Linked DNA regions of Homo sapiens: region 1 is linked to region 2. Evidence: chromatin loops called from intact Hi-C (ENCODE). Cell type or tissue: A673. All regions are shown on one strand. Links, peaks and the distances in the headings refer to the core of each region. The heading gives the core; the rest is flanking DNA.

Region 1 (12,239 bases), core at 1,583-9,582, 55 kb before region 2:
TCCTCTGGGGCAAAGCCTCTCCTCTCTGGGTCACATTTCAAGGAGGAGCTGCCATCACAGAACCCTGACCTTTTGGCTATAGCTAAGTGAACTGGAGTCCTTCCCTGGGATTTTTCAGAATCTTACCCCAAAGCCTATTACAAGCCTCCATTCTCTCTCTCATGTGCTGTTGAATAGCCTCCAATTAGATGCCTTGTTTCCTTCCCCCTCCTGACCTCCCACAGACTAGTCTCAGTCAGTTTCTCCAAAACTCTATTCAGATCGTGTCAATTATCTTCTCGATTCTCTCTTTTGACTTACCATCTCACTCTGGATGAAATGCAGGACTTTCATCATTTCCCACGAGCTCCCTCACTTCATTTCCAGCCACTCTCCTCTTGCTGCCATGATGTTCCCTGTACATGCTGGGCACACTCCGACCTTGGGGCCTTGGCATTTCCTCCACCTAGAACCTTCTTCCCACCACCCTTCTTCCCAGCTTACATCAGTGGCTTACCCCTCACATAAGTTTCAGCTTGAATGGCACCTTAATAGAGAGGCCTTCTCTAAACTTCTAACACAAAATAATCCCCTGCCGGCACTCTCTAGGCACATAGCCTGCTTTTTTTATTCTTAGCACTTAACACTACCTGATGTTCAGGCATCTTCTTTATTTGTTATCTGTCTCCTCCCATGAAATTTTAGCCTTTACGAGAGAAGAGACTGTTTTTGTTCACTGCTATTTCTCCAGCATTGAAGATAGTGTAGGTCCTCAACAACAAACATGTTGAATGGCTGTCTTACTAACCCATTCCCTTGTTGAATACTTCTACGCTAATGTTTTCAACCAAGTCCGAAGAACTTCTGAACGGACACATTTATAAATGTCTTAGGTAATAAAGGAACACGAAGAAGCTCAAAAATAATCTTATAAAAGCCCTTCTTTTTAAAGATGAGAATCTGAAACCCAGGGTGGGCTGAGTGAAGTCCCTAAGAACACACAGCTATTCATTGCACAGTTGCTTTGGCAAAAAAATAAAAACCCCGGCTGAAGCTGTTTACCAGCCTCACAAAGGAAGGCACCCATGCTGCATGTGAGCCTCTCCTGATTTCAATTGCATCTGGAAAGCTCTGAGCAGGAAGCAGGTGCAGCCAGCTGGCTTTGTTGTCTCACAGGCCAAAGCAATATATGGCCTTGACCTAAGCATGCTTTCAAAGAAGGGACTGTGGAAGCCGTAGAACAGAAGGTCTCCCTTCCCCTCCTCCTGTCTCTCATTATCTTTGACTACACAAATGGATTCAATAAATATCTGTCAAGTAAACAACTCCCAAGTCCCCGGAGCCAGAAGTGGGACAGCATGAGGGAACATGCCCGAGGGGCACAGATCCTCATGCCTGGTTTCTTTCTCCCAGTTTCTGTTCCTTCCCCACCTTCTTACTGCATATCCACACTCTCAAGAGGACAGTACGTTACAATGATAAATGATTCCCAACTTGTTTGATAGCAGAGCTCTGTTCTCAAGGAATCCCAATTAGAATCTCATGGATTTTTTCCAACACACTTTGAGAAATGCTGGCATAACATAGAATCGTAAAGTGTGAGGCAGTACTGGTTGGTCTTTTGTAGGATTCCCTCCATTTACAAGTGAGGGAACTGAGGTCTAGAGAGGTTTAGTGAAAAGCCAGAATCACCCATCCAGTTACCACAGAGCACACTCCATGTGTTGGCCTTTCTACTAACCCAGGCCACCTAGTTAATTATGCCAATGTTGATATCTGGTGAAGAATGAAATTCAATTGCATCATTCCCATACAATGCAATTCTTAAGTAAGGTACTTGTGTAGATAATTAAACCCTGCAAAGAGTTTATACGAATTTATTTAATAAAACACAACTTGTATAGTATACTTACATATATACACAATGCATGTTTATATATGTATATATGTATTATATATACATATATGTACATATATAATATATATACATACATACATGAAGATATCTCTGTGAAGCTTCAGATATATAAGGCATACAGAATAATATAAGAAACACTGTGCACAGACCATCCAGTTTAAGATGTAAAACATTCAAAATACTGGTGAATCCTTCTATTTAACCCACCTTAGAGCATTATGACTTTAATATGAATTTCCTAATTACCCTTAAGGTTGAATGCATTTTTGTATGTTCATTGACTATTCATGTTTCCTCTTCTAAAAATTCATAATGTAACTAGCCAATTTTTCTATTGGAGTGTTCATCTTTGTTAGAGTTCTTTATATTTTCTGGAAATGAATCCTGATCATATACACTGATTATATATATATTTATGTGTGTGTGTATATATATATACATATATATATATGATTTTTTTCCAGACTGTGGCTTGTCTTTTTAATTTCTCATTTTGGCCTACAAGAAACATAGGGTTCTAGTAAATTTAAATTTATTACTTTAAGTTTTGTGATTTTTAACTGTGAGAAATTCTTCCCTACTCAAAGTTCATAAAGATATTCTTCTATAGTTTCTTCAAAAAAACTTAATGATTTGCTGTTTATGTTCAGGTCTTTAATCCAACCTGGAATTTATATTTACAACACAGATTGTGAAGGAGGGATCCAAATTTATTTTTTTCATATAGTTAAGTAATGATCTCATCACTATTGAATATTTCATCCTTCCTCCATAGATTTGCAATGCCAGGTCTGCCATTTGTTGTTCCCATGTCTGCATGGACCTGTTTCTGAGTCCTCTCTTCTGTCCCATCATGTGGTCTCCTGAAGCCATAAAGCTGACAGCAGATCTGAGTTTTCTTTTTCCTAATACAAAATCACAAAAGCTGGGTTATGGGCCTGCAAGACCTTCTTTTACTATCCCCCTTTACTTGAGTGTACATTCATTAATTTCTACAATAAAGAGTTAAGCAAACAGGTAACTACATTAGTAAATTATCAAATGCATTGCTGTGTTGCAGTTGCTTATAGGTTATAGTGCTTGGGGCCTCCAAATCTCTGTTTTTTGGTTCTTCTCTTTGAAAGAAGGGTGTCTTCTTCTCATCCACCACCCATTGTCCTGGCTAACGACATTCAGCCCTAATGACTGACCCATTGGGAGCATTTGCTGACTGCCCTCAGGCTGTGCTGGCTGGTTGGCCTTTATCCATGTCTCCCTCCAACAAGGCTCTTATCCCAGTGTATCTTGGGCCTGGATTTTCCTGTCCATTTTTGCCTTTACACTGAGCTCCCTGAGAGTAGGAATGTTGTCATGTATATTTGTTTATCCATAATCTAGCAAATTATAGACAGTGGCGCCTTATGACTATTGGACAAAAGACAAACTGGATAAGTAAATAAATATGAGTAAATGCTTAAATATTCTGTTAGGACTCACGATAAGTCAATAGAAAAAAAATGAAGAAACAAGCAGGTTGCTGACTCATAAATTTGGCCCTTAAAGTCTAATCAGTGCTGGGATGATTCCAAATGCTAAGACCCAGATTCCATCAGCAGAAGGACTGGAAAAAGCCCATCCTAAAAAGTAGTGTGTCTGGGAATATCAGCCAAATATGTTAACTAATGCATGTGAAAGCATTTTGCAAACATAAAAGCCCTACACTCCTATACAAAGTAACGTAGCAAAACTATTATTAATGGCAACTTCTGGTAACTCTTACAATATTCCTCATTGCCTTTTGCATTTCGAAAACAGTAGCTTTTTAGAAATCCAAGCTGCATGGGAGAAATAATCAAGATCATTTCCTAAAAACATGAAGAAAAACAGAGTATGGATCTATCAACAAAGCAGACAGCGCAATTCAGCAAAGAGCTCAAAGATAATATGACCTGCATGCCCCACCTTGATGACAGTTTGAAATGCACTTAGGAAAAATGAAAACCTTTTAACAGCAGTACTGATTATTAGTGAAAGCATATAGATAGTGTCTGTTTTGAGTGGTGCAACATTTTCTTTTTGTTTTCTGGATCAAGCACAAGTAGTTTCATGTTACTGCTACAAGTTGTTTTCAGCAAGAGAGGAAAAAGCTTCCATGGAATAGGAGTCAGCAAGACGATTCTCTTCCCCATTCTACCACTTACTATTACATAATATCTCCTCTACTTTTCTTTTTTTTTTTTCCTTTTATTGCTCTGAAGAAGTAGCAAGATGCTAATTCCAACAGCACAAGGAAAACGACCTATAATCTTAAAAATTAAATACCAGGAAGTAATGACTAACGATTATCTTTACAGAGAAGAATCTGGAGCCCAGAAAGGTGAAGCGATTAGACACAAGATCACATGGCCAGTGAGCTGCAAGCTTTCCTGACCTTAAATCAAGTGATCTATCCCCTCCTCTGTGGATTTTTTAATTAATCTGCATTACAACCCAAGTAGAATGAGTCAAGCGGATAATATGTAATGCCTTTTTGGACCAGAAAAAAATTGGGGCAATTTGGTAATTGGACCACAGATGGCTTTGGTGATAAATTAGCAAAAGATTCCAGGCATTCTTGCTGCTGGATACCATGCATTAGATGGTGTCACCGCAGAAGCTTAAGACTAAATTTTCTACCCAGAAGATTCTGGGTAGAATTATTTTTCAGATAAAAATGCCTTTATTTACTTAGCACAGTATGAGACTACAGAAGGCAGTGAGGTGTGGCATGTGGTTTTATAAAAATTAATAAAAAGAGTGTCAGAGGAGAAGGAAAAGCAAAAACAGATGTGTAAGCGTGTATAATCAGAAAGGCATTATGTACATAATCCTAGCAGCTTTATTCAATGGTTTATTCCATCTCAGTAATCATGTTGGTAGATGAGCTAATTGCAAATTTGTTAAATATTCATAACCAACGATTTCTGCTAAGTGACAATGAACTGTCACAGTTGAAAGGATTACAGATCCTACTGTGACATGATTTCATAGGCCGCTTCCTGTCATTGCCCCCATATCCTATCGATCCACTTTCTACCTATGACACCGATATTAAAAAGTAGGGCAAAGTTGTCACAAGTGCCCAGGTATGGAGAAGCAGACAGCAAGCAATGGCCTGTCAGTTCGACAGCAAATGAAATACTGAGGCTAATGCCTGCAGGTTTCGAGCTCAAAGCTCTTCTCCAATGCCCAAGATTTTGCAAGTAGGCTTGAGGAATACATTGTTCAGAGATCTATTCCATTCTCAACTCCTTTATGTAAACACTGCCCTACTGAAGTAGAGAAACTAGAATAATGCTTAAAATTATTTTCACCAGTGAATTTCTTCTGACTCATAGAGCCTCGCTACTTAAAGTTGTGGTCTTTGGACCATGGGCATCAGCATCACCTGGAGTCTGTTAGACATGCAACATCGCAGGCCCCACTCCAGATCTGCTGCCTCAGGATCTGCATTGGAACAGGATTGGCATCCCCAGGTGACTATTATGCACTTTGAAGTATAGAGGAAAGCACTTCAACTTTTTCAAGAGAAACAGTATATTTTGTGACTGCAGATCACATGGGCATAGAAGTTTAGATGAAATAATCCAAAGACACGGGATTCTGATTTTTCAGGTGATCTGTTAATCCCTGAAGTGCATCTGGAGGTTAGCCCATCGGTTCTGCAAATCTTCATAATTTCCATAGTTACTGTAGTAACCATGGTTAGTATCTTTCCTTTGTCCAGCAGGTGGGAATTTCGGTCTTTTACTGCTCTCTGTCAGCTGTCATGACATGCCACATGAGTTGAGTTTATTCACAGGTTTTCCATGTGACCCAAAGTACATTTTGTAGGTTAATTTCTTGGAATTCTTACCTTTTGTTGGGCGGTTTCCTCATTCAGTCAGAATCTGCTTACATCTCCACAGACACTTCAATCTTTCTTATATACCTGCTCATTGACAAGCCTACATTTGCCAATATCTGGTTATTCTATTCATAAAACAGGTTTTTCATTTCACTCTTACATTTGCCATGACAGTCATGATTGATCAACTAATTCCTTGCCTGTGTACTCACAGTCATGTGATCAGTCACTCTTTATCAAACATCTAAGTGCCAGGTTCATTGCTCAGTACTGTACATATATTATCTCTAATTTTCTCAGCAAAACAGTATAATAAGTGCTGTTTCCTCCATATACAGATTAAAAAATAGTTTCAGAAAGCTTAAGTTATTTGCCCAAAGCCACACAGCAAATAAATAATGAAGTCTAGATTAAAATACAGGTGAGCCTGAGTCTAAACTGGTTTCGTCACACTCTCCTATTACTATTTGGCAATTTGCATCATTACAATCACAATTTTGCATTTGCACAACAACATTATTGATCCCTCCTAGATGTTATAAGCATTGATTTCAGATTATGTTATGTCCATACTTTTTATTTGAAAAAGAAATGGCAACAAATTAACCCATGTTCCAGTAAGGTCTCTTTAGATTGCAAGAAAGAGAAACTCACTTAAAGTAGCTTAAATAAAAAATAAGTGAAAATGTTCAGGGACAAGAAACCCACCTGGGCCCCATGGGGACCAAGGCAAGGAACATGGAGGATGGGAGCCATGAGCCAGAAACATCTCCCAGGGCCACAGTGTCTGTCTCCAACTTGTTCTCTGGTTGAGCCTTCCTGACTCACAGCTACACAGCACACCAGCCTCCTCTGGTTAGAAGAACACTCCCAACTGCAAGAAACAGCCTTTTTGTGTCCAAGTGGAAAGGGCCCCACTGTGAAAAGCCTCCTTTTCCACAGCCCACCCAAACCTGCTGAAGAGACCACAGTCCCTAATGAGAAGAAGTGAGACACAGAAGTGTTTTAACTTTTAGCAGACTCGATCCTTGCTTCATTAAAATATTATAAAACCCAGCACCAGAGAGCTATGGAGGAATATCTGGTCCTGTGGTCCTTCACCCCTGGGTCTAAATATCTGCATTTGATTCTTGCTGGGGTTCTCCCACAAAACCATGACTTTTCAAGCAGGAGAATTCTGGCCCAAGTTTCAAGATATTGTTGTAAAATTAATGTCTTATTGCCTTCTTTCTCAATAGTTGATGGCCCCCAACTGGTTATCTTGACCTTAGATTTGTATAATGAATCAGAAGTTTGTGAAAGAGAGATGCTTAGGCAGCTGAAATGTTCATGAAACTATACTTGTTATGCTTTCAGATCTACAGGTTCCAAGCATATCCTCCTAAATGTTGTAGCCCTCACAACTGGTCATTCTAGAACACTTCTGCTTAATTGTTTTGAACATAGCCGAGTGTGACCACCTGGCCAACTGTACACAACTCTTCAGGTCTGAAACCTGGCATCAGTCAAATTTCCCTCTGTGTTTTCTAATCCAATTATGGGAAGACCAAGCCTGGTCCTTCCTTGCGTCTGTCTCCATCCCTAGTCAATTACCTGTGTCTATGGGCATGTTTAACAAAATCCCTTAAAACGCTGTTTGTTAGAAGCCATGCAAACTTGAATATTTAATTCAGTCAACAATCATTCATTCATACATAAAATGAGCATTTACTCAAGGTATATTAATCTCAACAAAAAAATTACATAGACCTGGACCCTGCCATGAAATCCTGTGGACTTATGCAAGGCGGGAAGTGACATGGGGTCATGGAACAAACACATGTTTGGTAGTACAAAAAAGTGAACTGGGAGAATTATGTACAATAAGTGCATGTCAGTGTTAACACTGAATCTAGAAGCAGACTTGAAGGGGTCCAATGTAAAAACTCCTTTTTCTTTTTTTTAATTTGTAATATTTATGGAGTAAATGAGAAATTTGGTTACATGTATATAGTGCATAGTGGAAATTTTGTTTTCAAGCATAGTAGTTGGTTCCATTTCTATGTTACGAGACCACCAAGATGCATATTTGAATAGTGTATTGCTGTTCCCAGTATCAATATGTCAAATGCCTAACTGCAGAGATGAGTATCTGGTATCACAGATGAAACAGGCTGCTATAGATAAATGATGTTTATATCAATTTTTCATTAAAAGAAGTCTAAACACATGAGGATAAAGACATCTCAAAAATGTCTCATACACTTCTCTGCCTTCTAAAACATGACACATTAAATATTTGAAAACTGAGAGTCAATGTGCAAAAAATTGTACCTTGCTAAATTAAAATGATGACCTCAAGGGAAATAAAGAATTTGCTCCTTCACTGGGTTTGTTGTTACTATTGTTCTTTTTAAAATGGTTTCTATGCCTTTCCTTTTGTTGGGAGTTGTAACTTTCTTGCTGCTTTCATTGTCTTTATGCAGTTACTAGATTTGCCTCTTTCCACTTACAACTGGCTGCTTCTAATCTGCTAAGGGTGGAAATTAGGTCATAGGGACTGTTACAAACATGAGTAAAGTGAGGGATAAAAGACTCAGAATTAGGAACTCTGTGTTCTCTTGTAAATTAAAGGCAGGAGATTTAGATAATAAACATTCTCATATCTACTGTGGATATTCAAAATGCCTTTTGTATGCTCATTACAAGTTTCCAACTGTGTTCCAGCTAGAAGGTGTGAGGTACGTGATAGCTGTACTACTAAGGATTTGCCATGAAGTACAGTGATCTATAAAAGAATATTCCAGACAAGCAGTTCCTTACATCCACCTCCATGCCTGAAGAAGGGATGTTAGTCCATAGCTCTTAGAGCTGCAGCCTTGTGGAGAGGACAGTGCGGGCAGTGAGGGGGATCCCTTCCCATTGCAAGGGGGCTCTGTTCCTCCTGCCCCAAGGCAAGGCAGCGGTGTGAGCTTCTCTCAAGATTCAGGGAGATGGCATCGCATGCCTGAGTTGCAGTCTGGTCGTGCAGCAGATCTGTCACTTACTTACTAGAGCTGGGAAAGAACAGAATTGGAGAGAGATGAGAGGACAGAAGGGCAGTCTCCCTCCCACTGGTTGCTGTGTCAGCAAGAAGCAGATTTCCTATCAGTCAAGTGGACAGTAAAGAAAGTAACTGGTCTACAAGAAGGCTGCCGCCTGCAGTGTACAGCTACCAGTGGCAAGATCTGAGCAGGTACAGAGAAACTGAGCTGGGCAGGGAGCCCTGTGTGAAGGACAACACAGCAGGGGAGACGTAGACCATGTGGTGGACAACAAGGGCCAGTCAGTACTAGCAGCAGAAGTATTTTTTCTTGAACACGCACTGATTTTTTTATTCAGATCTTCAAACCCTTTGTTTTTAAATAAGAAACAAATCCACATGGTTTTAAATTTAAAAGTTTATAAAGGGAATAGTATGAAAAATAAGCCCTGCCTTCTACCCCATCCCCAACCATCCAGTTCCCCAAGCCCCCTCTCAATAGGCAAATACTGTCACTAACTTCTTGTGCATCTTTTCAGAAATATTCAAAACATCCTCAAGCATATGCATAATATAAGTAAGTATGTGGATATGGGGGAGTCTGTATTTTTTACCAGTGGTAGCATACTTCACACATGTTTAGTACTTTGCATTTTTTCATTTAAAGCAACATCTTGTCAACCTTTATGTATCAGAAATGACATAATATCCCATTTTATGGGTATGCCATAATTTATTTAATCAGCTCTCCATTGATGGGTATTTGGGTCATTTCCAGTCTTGAATTATGACAAACAATGCTGCCATGTATAACCTTGACGTGATAGGCTGAAAAATGATCCCCCAAAGATAATAGTCCCGATCCCTGGATCCTATGAATGTTACTGGATATGACAAAGATTTTGCAGTTGTGATTAAATTAAGGTTCTTGAGGTGAGGCAATTACTCTATATTACCCAGGTTGGCCCTATGCAATCACATGTATCCTTATAAGAGAGAGACAGAGGGGAATACATGGAAGAAGAAGATGTGGGAGCAGAGTGAGAAGAGATTTGAAGATGCTATTGCCTCAAGACCACAGATGCCAGAAACCCCCAGAAGTGGGAAGAGGCAAGGCACAGATTCTCCCCTAGAGTCTCCAGATGACGTGTGGCCATGCTGACACCTTGGTTTTGACCCAGTGATGCTAATTTCAGACTTCCATTTCATTCCATTTCATTCAAATATCCATTTGCATCCATTGCCATTTGTCTGTTGTGGTTTTGATACTTTGTCTAATCAATTTACAGGAATGGTCATGTGTTCAGGTAACTAACTCTTTGCATCTTAGTTGCAATTTGTTTTTTGTTTGTTTGGTGTCTTTTTTTTTTTGAGACGAAGCTTCCCTCTCATTTCCCAAGCTGGAATGCAGTGGCATGATCTCGGCTCACCACAACATCCACCTCCCGGGTTCAAGAGATTCACCTGCCTCAGCCTCTCAAGTATCTGAGATTACAGGTGTCCACGACAACGCCAGCGAACTTTTTGTATTTTTAGTAGAAATGGGGTTTCACCATGTTGGCCAGGCTGGTCTCGAACTCCTGACCACAGGTGATCCACCCACCTCGGCCTCCCAAAGTGCTGGGATTACAGGACAATTTGTTTTTATTTATCATTTGGCTTTTGACTTTGCTTGTCATAATTTTTACCACACAAGATTTTAAAATTTTTATGTAGTTAAATTAATACTTCATAGCTGCTAGCTGTGGGGTCATGATTTGAAAGTCTTCCCTACATCAAGATTTTAAGTATTTTTTCCTAATTATTCATGTTTTCAGTTTTCATATTTAAACCTTTGATGCTTTGAAAATTCATTTTGGTGTAAGATGTAAGAGGTGAATTAAATGTAATTGTTTTTCCACTCATCTATCCTGGTATCCTAATACTATTCAAAATGATTCATCTTTTTAACCTTTTTATGTATGAAATGTGTATATGTATTTGGATCTATTTCTAGACTTTCTCTTTGGCCAAAGGGATCTTTCTGTCTACACGTTTTCAAATAATAAAATAAATCATGCTGTAAAACGTGAATTCTGAGTTCCTGTGTGCTACTCTCACAGAAAGGAAACAAAAGAACTAGTGAACACTGACTCTGCAGCTGATCATCTGAGAAACCATGTCGGGATCCATCAAGGCAGTGGGGGACACAGCAGAGAGGAGCCACGCCGGGCAGCAGCTTGTATGAGCTCAGCACAGAGTGAGGAGAATTTCTCCGAATGAGTGAGTGAGTGAGTGACTGAGTGAGTGAGTGAGTGAATGAGTGCCCCTGGGGGATGCGTGCTCTCCACGGGGACTAGTGCAAGACTGGGAATGGGAGAATCCCCTGGCCCTTCCACAGCCCCCACCACCACACGGCTTCTAGACTGAGGCAGAGAGCCACCTAGACATTGTGCGGGGGTAACTCTCAAGACAAAAAGGGACCTCTACAAGCCTTGGGCCCCACAGCAGACCAGCACCAGCACCAAGCCCCAATAGAGGTCACAGTCATGGTACCCGGGAGCAGTAGGGTTGCTCTACCACCCCTCACTGAACAGGGCTTACTGCCAGGCTTCTGGTCCAGCAATCCTGCTTCTGCCTGAACTCAGCCAGCAGCTGCAGCTTCCTGCTGTCCTGGGAAGTATCCGGATGTCAAAGCAGGTGACTCCACCCACCCCTGTCACTGACAGCCAGACAGGCAATGCCTGCTAGCGTTGCTGGTCCAACCGTCCCACTTCTACCTGAACTCAACTGGCAGGCACAGCCTCTGTTGTCCTGGAAAACACCTAGACAGCAGGAAAGACCACCACACCCACCCTCAGCACTGGCAGCCAGGAGCACAATGCCTGCTAGAGCTTCCAGCCCAGCAGTCCTCTTTCTTCCTGAGTTTGCTAAGGGATGTAGCCTCCTGTTGCCCCAGAAACACCAGGATGGCAGGGCAGGTAACCCCACCCACCCCACCTCTCTTAGCCAGATAGGCAACACCTACTAGAGCCTTAAGCCCAGGGGTCCCACTTCTGCCTGAACTCTGCAGCAGGTGCAACCCCATGTTCCCTTGGGAAGCATTCAGACAGTAGATTAGGACCAACCTGGCTAGGATACAGCCTGTCTGCCAACTACACTCCTTGCCTGAGGAAGCCTTGTGGCCCAGAACACCCAACAAAAGAAACATGGGCACAGAGACAGTAATTGAATGGGGCACCTTCAAGACCCAGGAGCAGACTAGAATAAAAGCCAGTTGAGTGAACCCACCTTATACCACAATCAAATCCCCAAGGACATCCAAAACAATAAAAGCAAAAAAACAATCCAAAAGACAGCAACTTCAAAGACTGAAGGAACATCAGCCCACACAGATGAGAAAGAACCAGTGCAAGAAGTCAAGGAATTCAAAAAGCCAGAGAGTCTTCTTATTTCCAAACAACCACACTTGTTCCCAGCAATGGTCCTTAACCAAG
Region 2 (12,239 bases), core at 2,318-10,317:
AAATACTAGAGGAAAATGAGGTGAGTTCTTGGAAAATAAGAATAGTCTGGTGGAAAAAAAAAGACTTGATCAATGCTGAGTTCAAAATTGGGCAAAGATCTGTAAAGTGGTAACGATATTTCAGAAAGCCTGCATATGGGCTGGAATGGAGGGAACAGACAGGGCAGGGTCTTTAGGAATAATCCATTGAAAGGGTTGACAGTCAATATGGTTTGGCTCTGTGTCCCCACCCAAATCTCATCTTGAATTGTACTCCCATAATTCCCACATGTTGTAGGAGGGACCAAGTGGGAGGTAATTGAATCATGAGGGCAGTTTCCCCATACTGTTCTCGTGATAATGAATACGTCTCATGAGATCTGATGGTTATTATAAGGGGGAGTTTTCCTGCACAAGCTCTCTTTTTTTGCCTGCTGCCATCCATGTAAGACCTGACTTGATGCTCCTTGCTTTCTGCCATGATTGTGAAGCCTACCTAACCATGCGGAACTGTAAGTCCAATAAACCTCTTTCTGTTGTAAATTGCCCAGTCTCACGTATGTCTTTATCAGCAATGTGAAAACAAACTAATACAACAGTACAATATGACAGTAGAGAATTGTTCCTACCTGATTAATGTACCATTACTGCATTTAAAATGTTTGCAATGAATGCAGCAAAAATGGCAAAGCCCAACCTGATTTTTAACAAGGCTGTATTTTAAATTGTGATTTTCAGTGGTATATACCCTATTTCTCTCCAGATTACACATCCCACACAATTGAAGAGAAATCAACAGAAAAATTAGATCTTTCTCCAGTAGTCCAAAGAATATTCAAAGGTTTGGGGGACTCTCCTACGGCTGCTTCTGGCTTGCTCTGTACCCCCAGTGGTAGGTTTTCCTTGGCATGATGCTCTATGAATCCAAAGTTCTCCTTTTAGAAGTACATCTAAATGTGAGTATCCCAATCATGCCTCAGGTGGTTTTGGTTTTTTAAAAAATCACCCAAGGTCTCTTGATTTCTAGTATTAAGCCATAAAATGGGAGAGTTCTAGTCTTGTTTTGCAGGACAACATCTTCAAAGAGACTCTGGGGGCCTGTGGCACATCTGAGCCAGAACCAAACACCCGACGTCATTGTTACAGATACAAAAGTAAATAAATGAAAAGAAGCTCCAGGTATTGGTGATTTTTATATCTCGTGCTGTCAATCTGTTTGTGTCAGTTATTATTTTTTCAAGTACACAAAACTGATAAATATGAGACCATTTGGGGGAGGTTACACAAAAATAAGTATGCCTGTTGGCCACAATATGTTATTAAATAGTATTGTGGTCCTCAGCATTTCTCAAACTATTGATGATGCTTCCTACATTACAGCGTATGTTTTCACAACTCTTTTGAAATTATAGACTTTGGCTCTGAGGTATCTAATCCAACAGTCTCTTTTCACAGATAGAAAGATAGAGACTTTGAGAGGTGCAATATGTTGGCCCACAGCCAAGTGGTATACATACCTAGTACTAGCAGAGCCTGCAATAGGGTCCCTGGCAACAGGCTTCTAGGTCTATCCTCAAAATGTGCTGCTGCCATTCTCTCTACTGTCCACCTTGACTATTGTTATTGGAAAAAGGAGTTTGAGAAATAGTTGTCTAAAAGAGCAATTTGTGTGCACACATGGGTGTGTATTAGCATTTCAAATAACAATGTATCAATAGATATCCAAGGGATAAATACATTTCCTCTTCCACTTGCTTACTACATTGTTGTGTATTGAAAATTTAGTATTTGAATAACCAAAAAAATTATCTTTCCATTTGCTATTCTGTCCTGACAATATTATGATGAGCTGTATTTTATGTAAACCACTAAAGAGGACTTATTTTAATTAGTCATTCAGGTTTTATATCATTTCTGGCCAATTTTACACAGTTTTAGTTATTTAAAATGTAGCTATATGAGATTCAACATTTACCAGCATTTCATATTTGGAAACTATTTAAGAAATGAAGTGGCCAGGCGCAGTGGCTCACGCCTGTAATCCCAGCACTTTGGGAGGCCAAGGCGGGTGGATCACAAGGTCAGGAGATAGAGACCATACTGACTAACACGGTGAAACATGAAAACCTTGTGTTATAATCAAACGGATGGACTATGAGGGGGTAAGCTGTTAAACAATAGAGTAATAGAAAGGGGGAACAAAGGCAGAAATGAGCCTCTGAGCAGTAGTGAGCTGAGGGGCCCAGAGTTGATCTGTTTCCCTTTATTAATACTTTCACCGTGTTAATACTTTTCCAGAAACCTTGCCTCCACCATGGCCCTAAGTCCTAACAGATAGCTTAATTTTCTTAGAGGAATTCAAATAACAATAATAAATAATGTCACATAGACTTCTAATGTTTTAATAAAAACCTTCAGCAACGCCCACATTTTTACGTGACAATTTTTTAAAGGGCTATGAGGGAGCCAACTATGTCAGCAAACAGACATGCTCTGAAGACAGGGTGGTCCATGGCATTCAAAGTGTATTCATTTCTACCGATGGTGCTTTTCTTGCATAGGTTCTGACTTGTGTAGATTTGGACTTCAAGCTAAAATAAAAAGAGAGGAATATGTGTATACATGAGAATGTGTGTGTAACGTGTCGATGGTATAAATAGTCTCTTCCTCTCTCTCTGAATTGCATGCACTTAAGCCCCTAAGAAAAGATCTCTTACCTCTTATCTAAGTAAAGCAGAATTTTGAGCTTTGAAGCTAAATGATACAATGAGATCAGTGTAAATACTCTTTAACACAACAATATTTGAGTAGCTTTGAAACAGTCGTCCTCATTTCGTTACATACAGAACGTTCGTGCTTCCTCCCTCTCAGGCAAGAAGCGGAGTCCGTCGTCAGCAGTTAGCAGAGTCCAGTGCGAGTGCACGTTTCTTAACCGGATAACTTAGTTGCCCCTGCCCCCCGTCGCTGCGCCCGAATTCGCCTCCAGTAGAAGACGTTCAGCGGGCGACTTGGCCCGGCGCCTGGGATCGGTGGCTATGCGTTCCCCAACTAGCACCCTCGCTGTCCTTGTGCAGTGGAACGTCCCCAGGTCTGAGAATGCACCTCCCGCCGTGTCCACCCCGGCCGCGTCTCTCCTGAAGGCAGATCTTGGAGGTGCAGCCAGGACTCCTAGAGGAGCCTCCTCCAGTCACCATCGCGGGTGGGGCGAGCCGGGTCTCCTGCTGGGCTTCCCAGCCGCTTCGCTCCGGACCTGCCTGGAGCCTACAAAAAACAAGGGCTCGTCCTTGCACTCTCGCCCCCCATGGATCACCCCTAGAAGGTGCTTTCCCCAACCCTCCTGGTGCCAAGGAGAGCAAACCTCCCCGGGGATTTGCCCAAAGTGGTGGGAGGAGGGTTAATATTTGCTTTGTTATTCGGATAAGGGGAGGCAAGTATGCCTTGGGTGTGTGTGTGTGTGTTTGAGAGAGAGAGAAAGAGAGAGAGAGAGAGAGAGAGGTGTTTTTGCAGCGGGAAACAAGCAGGAAGAGGCACAGAGGCCGGCGCCCCTGCTCCCCTCGGGGCCTCTGAGAGCGGCACACACCGTAATTCCCTTCCCAGAGCCTACAGATTCCCACAAACAATGACATCACTCCGCCGCCGCTGGCCTGATTACAGCTGGGGGGATTTTCCTGGGCGCGCGGCGGGCCAGGCTGAGATGGGGGAGCTCTCCGGTGCTGAAAGGGGCGGGGGCGCGGGCTCGCTGCGCTGCGCTGCGCTGCGCTGCGCCCCCAGAAGGCGGAGGCGGCCGGGCCGGGCCGGGCCGGGGGTGGGCGGGGGCGGGCCCGGGGCGGCCCAGGGCGGGGCCCGCCGCTTCCCCCGCCCTCATTGGCCGCTGGCGGACTCACGTCACCCGAGCTGGTGCTCTCCCCCAGCCCCTAGGGAATTGGAGCTGAGGAGGAGCTGAAAATGCAGATTTAGCATCAAGCACAGACCTACACTCGCTCTTTCTCTCCGGTACACACAGCTCCCCACATTCGCACCCCTGCCCGCGCGCCGGGCCGCCTGACTGCACGGCTTCCCCTCCAGCCAGATGCTGGAGAACACACACTGATTCGCTGCTTTCCAAGACCCTGTTCAGTCTCTTTCTCTATACAAAGATTTTTTTAAAAACTATATATAAGAATTCTTTATTTGCACCCTCCCTCCGAGTCCCCTGCTCCGCCAGCCTGCGCGCCTCCTAGCACCACTTTTCACTCCCAAAGAAGGATGAAGGGTGGTTGTGTCTCCCAGTGGAAGGCGGCCGCCGGGTTCCTCTTCTGTGTCATGGTTTTTGCATCTGCTGAGCGACCGGTCTTCACGAATCATTTTCTTGTGGAGTTGCATAAAGGGGGAGAGGACAAAGCTCGCCAAGTTGCAGCAGAACACGGCTTTGGAGTCCGAAAGGTAAGCTCTCCCATGCATTTCGCATGTTGTTTCAAAACGGGGGGACGGGGGGGCAGCCCTGCGCAATCTCATTGCAGATTTGCAAGTTTTCTCTCTTTCTCATGCGATGCAGATATTCTGCCATGGGCTCTTTAACACGATATTGCCTCCGGTGATCTTTCACCGGTTATGTAATTAAAATGTCCTTCATCTGTACTAGTAAGGTCATCAAAATAATTTACTGCTCTTTGACTTGATGGCGAAAATAGGATAACACCTTTCACAGGATGCCATGCTCCGGGGATGCTGTCCGAGGTACCAAGTTCTCGAGGCTGCCTGGGGATGGAGGGATGAAGCCCTGAACAGCTAAGCCTGGCGTTGGCTACTTGGCCAGGGAAGTCTCCCCCACCCCCATCCCCCGGAGAAAGAATAGTTTCCTACAGACGAGGCTGGACGTTTGGACACTGCAATTCACCTCGGTGTTTCTCCCACCCCGCGCCGGGAGGACTTCCCTCCCAGGGACTTCGGTCCCTGCTCCTCTCCGGGAACAACGGCTTCCTGACTCTAGATTTGGAAAGAAACTGGTCTCTAAAATCGGGGCGGAACTTCTGCGCCCTCACCCCCGCCCACGACCGCCCACCCCTGGAGCGCACTTCTGGTTGGCTCCCTAGTTCTCAACTCCCGGCTACAGGAGCTGGAGAGGTGGATTTTGAGGGGGATTCCCTACGGAGAAGTCGAGGTGTCCTCTCCTGATGCGTGGGCGGCCAGCCTGGCTTTCCCACTAGAGCGTGGGGATCCCCATTCCAAGAAGTTGCCAGAGTTCGACAGTTTGAGCAGATAGGTGAGCCTCCCAGCTTTGGACACCTTGGATCTCCTTTGGAGACTCCAGGGTACTCATCCTGGGAGGACAGAGAGAAGGGCGCTGGGTGGGGGCTGTGGCTGACCTGCGTGTCTCTCCTGCAAAAGATGTATCAGGGTTCTCCAGTGTCCTTAGGGGACCTGGCGCAGGCTGGGGTGGAGTGTGGGTGCAGAGAGAAGGTGGGGCGAGGGGAACCCAAAGGACAGAGATGTGGCTACCAGAGGGCTGGGTGGAGGTCCCTGAGATTTTAGGCTCCATCTCGCTCCTGATCCCAGGAAGAGAGAGGAGTGAGATGAGCGGTGGGTGCTTTTGGTTATTGGTTTTGCCTTGAAGGGCCGCGCAGACCGAAGCTCTTATTAGTCTCTTCTGTCCTGACTTCCCAAGCCTCCCGCCTCTCTCCCAGCCACCGCCAGGGCTCCTCCAGGTGTGGGGGCCTCTCCCTCCTCCTAAGGGCGTAGGCAGTACCGGAATTTCGACCCCAGAAGGGTCTGGCGACGAGTTTGACAGAGGTCTGGGAAGAGGCTCTGGGTCCGCCGGTGGCGCGCGGGCGGGTCTTGCGGAAAGGAACTTGTTGCTCTGGAAAGCGTGGGTGGAGCAGGGGAAAGAAGGCGCCGGCGGAGGGAGCACCCCGCTGTGGTTTTGGCCCGTGGCCTGCCGGCTGTTTTGAGAGACACCAACACAATAAAGAAGCCGACCTTCCTTCTTCACTCCCCCCCACCCCAAACTTGGCAAGACCCAGGACCCAAACGCCATTATAAAATATAATAGTGATTATTATTAGTTATACGGAAGCTTACGTGCTGGAGTCCTTACATAGATTTTTACTTAATCTTCTCAACATCTCTGAGGAGGCTACTATCATTATTGAGCCTATGGCCCCGTTGAGGAAATTGGTTCAGAAAAGGGTGCGAGATAAAAACAGGCAAGGGCTTCAATCCAGATCTTTCAGAAGTGAACCCATGCTCTTTACTCCTTAGTACCCACCCAAGCAAGCTAGGTGCTTTCAGGGGATGTGGGGCATTGAGATAAGTTGAAAAGGGATTTTAATTCTTGAGTGTGATCTTGCTGCAGAAACCTGTGGCTCCCTCCCCCTCCCCCACACCTTTTCATGGGTGCGGGGGAGTGGGAGGGAGCCATAGGTTTCTGAAAACCATTGTTCTCAGTGGTTTTCTCTTCTCTTTGCTGCCCCCTTTGAAAATGTGCCCTTAGGATCAGAGATCAGATAACTAGGCCTCTTTGTCCTTCATTCTTTCTTGGAGAGGAGCACACTGATTTTGCATCACAACCTGAAACCTGCAGTTCCCATCTGAGAGACCTCTCTCCTTACTTCTCCATAACCTCTCAGGTAGTACCCCACAACCAAATCCAGTGATTTTTTTTCCCCTTTTACACGTTTAAGTAACAGGGACTGCCTGGTGCAACATCTGCCTAGAATAAACCTCCTTTTGGATCCATGTCTTGTCCATTCTTCAAGACCTAAATTCAAACCTTTCCTGATGCTACAGACCACAGTGAGCTTTCCCTCCTCCAAATTTTTATGCGACTGATAGGCAAACACTGCACTACATAAGCTAATAAATGCCATCACTTTTCCTCATTATTTCAGGTATATAAGTAAATATGGGTTCAGTTGTTGTATTTCTACTTAAAAGGTAAATATTCAGGGATGATACCTCCTATATTTCTCATTTCCTCCCTGTAACCAGCACATTACTGTTTTGCCAGCCTTGAAGGAAACTTCCTTGTCTGTATTTATTATCCCAGGTTTCCCAGACACCGTCCTATCTTGCTTTCATCATACTGTTTTGTACTTTTGCCAACATTTGTTATTGTGCATCTTAGAGGCCCTTATGTCCTTCTCCTTCCTTGCTCTGATGCTTAGCATGCTTCCCAACTCCCTACTGCTCCCTGCTCCGAGGCTCAGTGTCAGACACAAAAGATTCTCAGTGGTTATTTATTCATCCATATGAAAGGTCAGCAATGGAGGCTAGAAGAACATGCTTTCTTATTAAATTATCTCATTCTAAGCTCACAAATCTATGAGAGAAATTACTGGCATCAGCTGTAATTCTCAGATGAAAACCTTAAGGCCTTGAGAAGTTAAGTATCTGCTTATATCTGAGAAGTAAAAGAACTCAGACTTAAAACCAAATTTGCTTAACTGAAAAATAATTGCTTTTCTACATCATGCTGCCTCCAGGAAGCCTTCCCTGACTGCCAAGAACTCTTCCCTTGAGACACAATTTTAGAGCTCTGCTATTTTCCCTTTTCTTTTTACTTTTATTATATTTATCATTTATTTTCTATTAACACATGAACATGTCATTAGCTAATGGGTACGTGTATTTATGTCTTCAGGTAGACTATAAATCTTCCAAGAGGAGAAATGACATACTATATCTTTATATAGTCTCCATATCTAGCATGGTGGCCTGTATATGAATATTTAATTGTTTGTCAATTATTTGATTGATTCTTATAAGACCATGAACAAACATTTGTTTTCTCTCTAAAATGAAATAAAAGCACCTATAACTTTACCTCTGAAAAGGTTATGGAGATTAAAGCTTTCTATTTTATCATGACCTGGCCCTGGCCCAAAGACCTATGTCTATCAGAAAAGATACTTAAGTCTAGGAGAGTGAATGAGTTTACAGTAATGACAAAAGCATTATTCCAAAGAGTGCCTTAAAATTCTCAAAATGCTACTAATTTTAATTGATTTGAAACAGAAAACAAAAATTATTTATTGAAGCAACCTGTTGAAGATTAACCAAAAATCAAGTGAGAGTTAGGGTTTAAAAAGAACCTGATATTATCCTAGGGGTTTCATTGTATTATGGTGTGTTTTATGTTTTATCCACAGAGGACAGATGCTGAAATGATTACACAAGTAAAATCATGTGACCATTTTTATAATGTGTGAGAATTTTTTAATTTTGAAAACAACCTAATAATCATTATGCTGCCAGGTAGTAAAAAATTAATAAATTTCTGGTCGCTTCACTTTTATTAAAGTATAATTTAGGAAAGAACACAGCTTAGGGAATTTTCACAAACTGAGCACACATGTGTAACCAGCACCCAAATCAAGAAATAAAATATTACCAGTATCCCTAAGTCCTTTTCTCACTCACTTGCTTTGTTTTCAGGTTTTAGCTATTATAAATATAGCTTTTGTGGATATTAAAGTCTACGTATTTTGGCAAACACATATATGGCCTTCTACAGGGAATCCTAGAAATGGAATTGTTGAGTAAAAGGATATGCATGCATACAGCTTTATAAGACCATCAGTTTTCTATTGCTGTGTATCACTAAAAAACTTAGTGGCCTAAAACCACACAAGTTTGTTATTTCACAGTTTTCATGGGTAAGGAGTCTGGCACATTTTAGTTGGGTCCTCTGCTCGAGTCTTCACAGGCTGAAATCAAGGTATAGGCTGCTGGGTCCCATCTAGAGGCATGACCAAGAAACAACCCTCTTCTGAGCATTTTCACGGCTTTAAAGGAATTGAGTTTCTTGTGGTTTTAGACCTGAAGTCTTTATTTTCTTGCTGGCTGCTGGGCCAGGACCACTCTCATCCCCTGGAGACCTCTCCATAGCCCTCTCACACCTCACCCTTCAAATATCTGCCTTCAGGAAGAGCCCACTCTCCTTGCAAGGTTAACCTGATTCGTTCAAGCCCACCAGGATTGTTTTCCTTTTGGTTCTTCTGATGAACTCAGAGTCAACTGATTTAGGACTTTAATAACATTTGATAAATCTCTTCACCTTTGCGTAATCTAATCACAGAAGTGAAATCTATCATCTTCACAGTCCCACCTAGGCTGTCCACACTCAAAAGGAAGATGATTACATAGGGCATGTACATCAGGGAGCAGAAATCTTGGGGGCCATCTCAGAATTCTGCCGGCTACAGACAAACAGCCACATGGCTTTCCTAAGTAGTTATACCAATTTACATTCCCTTCAGCAGTATGTGAGAGTTCCAGCTGCTCCACATTCTCACCAACACTAGATATTTTACATCTGTTTTCTTTTAGCCATTCTGGTGGTATGTAGTAGTGTCTCATCGTGACTTTAATTTGAATTTCCCTGATTATCAACTGAAGTTAAACACCTCTTCATATGCTTATTGATGATTTGGATATCCTCTTTTAAACACATTTGTTTCAGATGCTTTGTCCTGAAAAGTTTTTCTTTTGGGTTGTCCATCTTCACTTTTTATTTGTAGGATTTCTTTACCTATGATGGATAGAAATTTTTGGTCAGATATATGTATTTTGAATATTTGATACCACCCATTTAATGATATCGTAATGTCACAACAATGTTCAATCCAGATTATATGCTTTTACTTCTACTTTGTCAGGCAGCCAATTGTAAGTCAAAGGAAGAATTATCTTGCAGTATTTCCACATCCCCTATCCCAAAGTTCTTTAGATCAAAATTGACAATATTTGGAGGAAAAAAATAAAAACAGCATATAGATTTGATCATAAGCATTCCCTGAAAGATTTCAATCTAAGAAGACTTTAAGGGACAGTTCTTCTGGAACTAAAAGATTTTCCACAGTAGCTAAGGGAAAATAGCAACCTGTAACCTTGCTTCCCTAGACATGGCTGCCATTCATGTTGTGCCTTAGATCGAATCCAAGCTAATCCCTCAAGACCTGTCTGGTTGACCTAGACCACAGTGTTCTCTATCCATTTGGTGCTTTGATGATGTATAATCGATTCCTTTCCCTGATACCAGTCATAGCCATCAGAACGCTCACTGTCCCCAATACACCTCTTGTGGCTGAAGAAAATGAGGAACAATAATGTTGAAAGGTAAAGATGACAGGATTTGGAATCAGATAGCACTGGAAACTTGGCTAGGTTACTAAATCTCTCAGAGGCTCATTGTCTTCTGAAAATGGTTAATAAAATATGGTGGCTGTGAAAAATAAATAATGTAGTTAGTGCATGTAAAGTTCTGGGCACAGCACTGAGTGCATAGGATAAAATAGCTATTACTGCAGTAGTAACAATAAGCTGGTTGTGCACTAGTGACACTCTTTTCCTCAAAAAAGTAGCTGTGGGTTATACTTGTGAGGGAGTGACAACTGATTGAGTAAGGAATAGGAACCCAGCCCAGCAGCAATCCACCCATGGGCTAGTCATGACCCATGAGATGACCTGGCCCAAATTCAGTAAATTTAATTCATTATAGACCATGGTAATTATCTCAGCCAATTATACTGGATTCCTCAGGAAATCTGACTGGCTAGTTGCTCTAGAGAGGAGAATGCAGTACAGTTACCATGAGAAAGCCCATTCAGGCCATGGGAAACTCAGACATTTTATCTAAGTTTCTAATAGCTTTCCAACCCCAGTTTCCAGCAAAAGACGCCTGTAACAGGCTGAAGAGCTAAGCACCAGATTCATTGCTCCTTCTTCATGGGCTGCAGCAAGACCACATTTCCCAGCCTGCCTTGTAAATAAGCGTGATCATGTGACAATTCTAGCCTGTGTAATGCAAGCAGAAGTCATGTGTACTTCTTCCATGCCTGATGCATAAGAATTCTCTATCGATTGTTTCTCTGTGTTCTGCTCTCCTCTGGGGCTTGATGTAATTGAGAACAGTACATTTTGACACCAAATGCCAAAGCAGCATCACAAGATGAAAGGAGCCCAGGTCCCTGGTCCGTGAATTAGAAGACCTTATATGAGTGAGAAATAAACTGCTATTACATTAAGACACTGAGATTTGGGAGTACTGCCCAAACTAATATGCTGTCAGTAAATATCCCTTTGCTTAAGTTGCTAGAGTGAATCTCTAAACCTCGAAGGCAAACCGAGCCAGATCACAACAAAAATTGTTCCAAAGTTCTGTGAGAGCACACATATTTTCACAATATACTACCAAACAACTTTTCAAATATTTGTGATTTGTCTTCTCCAGCAACAAATAGAACCCATTCTACACACTGTTCTTCCTGCTGGCAACCAACGTGCCCTACTCATAATAGGTGTTTAATATGTGCTCCTTGACTATGACTACAGTTGGACCACAAGGTGGTGATTTGTCCATAATCTCAGGTTGAAGGTGCTGGAAAAACTATTTTTTAAGAAACTGTTCCTGTAGAATCCATTTCTCTATAGGCAGCCATTCAGCTAGGAAATAGAATTAAGTGACAACCAGCAAGTGGGCAACTGGCATGCTTCTTTGTTTCTCTAAAATTCCCCAACTTCGATATTATCAGTAGTAGAACAGATGAGCTCTTTGAACAAAGAAAGTAAAGTCTGCAGTTACAACCTGATCAAAATCCAAAAGAAGGGAAAGAGGGGAAATACACCTTTTTTTCTCAATTGAATGAATATCTAGAAATCAATTTCTATTTCAGAAGGTCTTATTAGCTATAGATCATAACGTCATAGCACATCAGATAGTGATGCTATAGTTAGGTTCACAATAATTATATATTCCACTCAAACTAACTGCTCAAAGAGGTCTGGCTTTAAGAATAAAACATGAAATCTGAAGTTCAATTTTTCATTGAGTTCAGATCCAACGTTTCAAAAAGAAACTCTGTGCTGAATTTGTGAATTATTATTTGAGATACAAATAATCACGGGACAGCTCAAAAACTGACATTTCTATTTGACTTTCCTTATTAAGGTGTATTTATTTAGCTAAAGTCCACAAGTGATTAAGAAGTCAAGAAATTACATCTGAGTCAACACTTCAGTCTGAAATGTATAGTTGTGTATTAATGGATGGTTTATATGCGAGACACATATGAAAATAATTTAACTGCCTTGACAATTTTTTGTCACTGAAGCTAATTTGACCACAACTTTTTGGAAATTGTTGTGATGTGCTGAGATTGTCGATAAAAATAATTGAATAAAACAAGTTCTTACATTGAAAGTAGAACAATGACACACTCTTAATTTCCTGACATAAAGTAGACTTCAGACTGTTACAGCGTATTGGCAGTTTCTCCATTAGA

What was found. Hi-C counts contacts between places; a loop is a spot of excess contacts. Peaks named below come from ENCODE experiments on the same cell type or tissue, not always from the same donor. Only the 100,000 strongest peaks of a DNase experiment are listed, where the experiment ranks them.
Region 1: a loop joins it to region 2, with 4 times the contacts of the local background. A loop is called at or near these places in 4 of 110 quality-filtered maps.

The regions. Positions count from the first base shown.
Region 1 is chr20:17,168,626-17,180,864 of GRCh38, forward strand. It overlaps LOC105372544 (a long non-coding RNA gene), which reads left to right. Exons shown (of 4, transcript XR_937289.1): 3 at 5,254-5,391. Among named protein-coding and RNA genes, the nearest start is that of PCSK2, 52 kb to the right of the region's middle. RefSeq lists an enhancer at 10,877-11,378. In A673, for the core only: no CTCF peak of the experiment used is centred there; DNase peaks (open chromatin) are centred at 4,596 and 4,686; H3K4me3 peaks cover 819 bases; H3K27ac peaks cover 3,932 bases.
Region 2 is chr20:17,223,082-17,235,320 of GRCh38, forward strand. It overlaps PCSK2 (proprotein convertase subtilisin/kexin type 2), which reads left to right and starts at 3,959. Exons shown (of 12, transcript NM_002594.5): 1 at 3,959-4,401. The coding sequence starts at 4,225. It overlaps LOC105372546 (a long non-coding RNA gene), which reads right to left. Exons shown (of 5, transcript XR_007067540.1): 5 at 9,396-9,487. In A673, for the core only: CTCF peaks have their summits at 5,784 and 5,986; DNase peaks (open chromatin) are centred at 3,890, 4,730, 5,020, 5,840 and 1 weaker place; H3K4me3 peaks cover 5,386 bases; H3K27ac peaks cover 3,836 bases.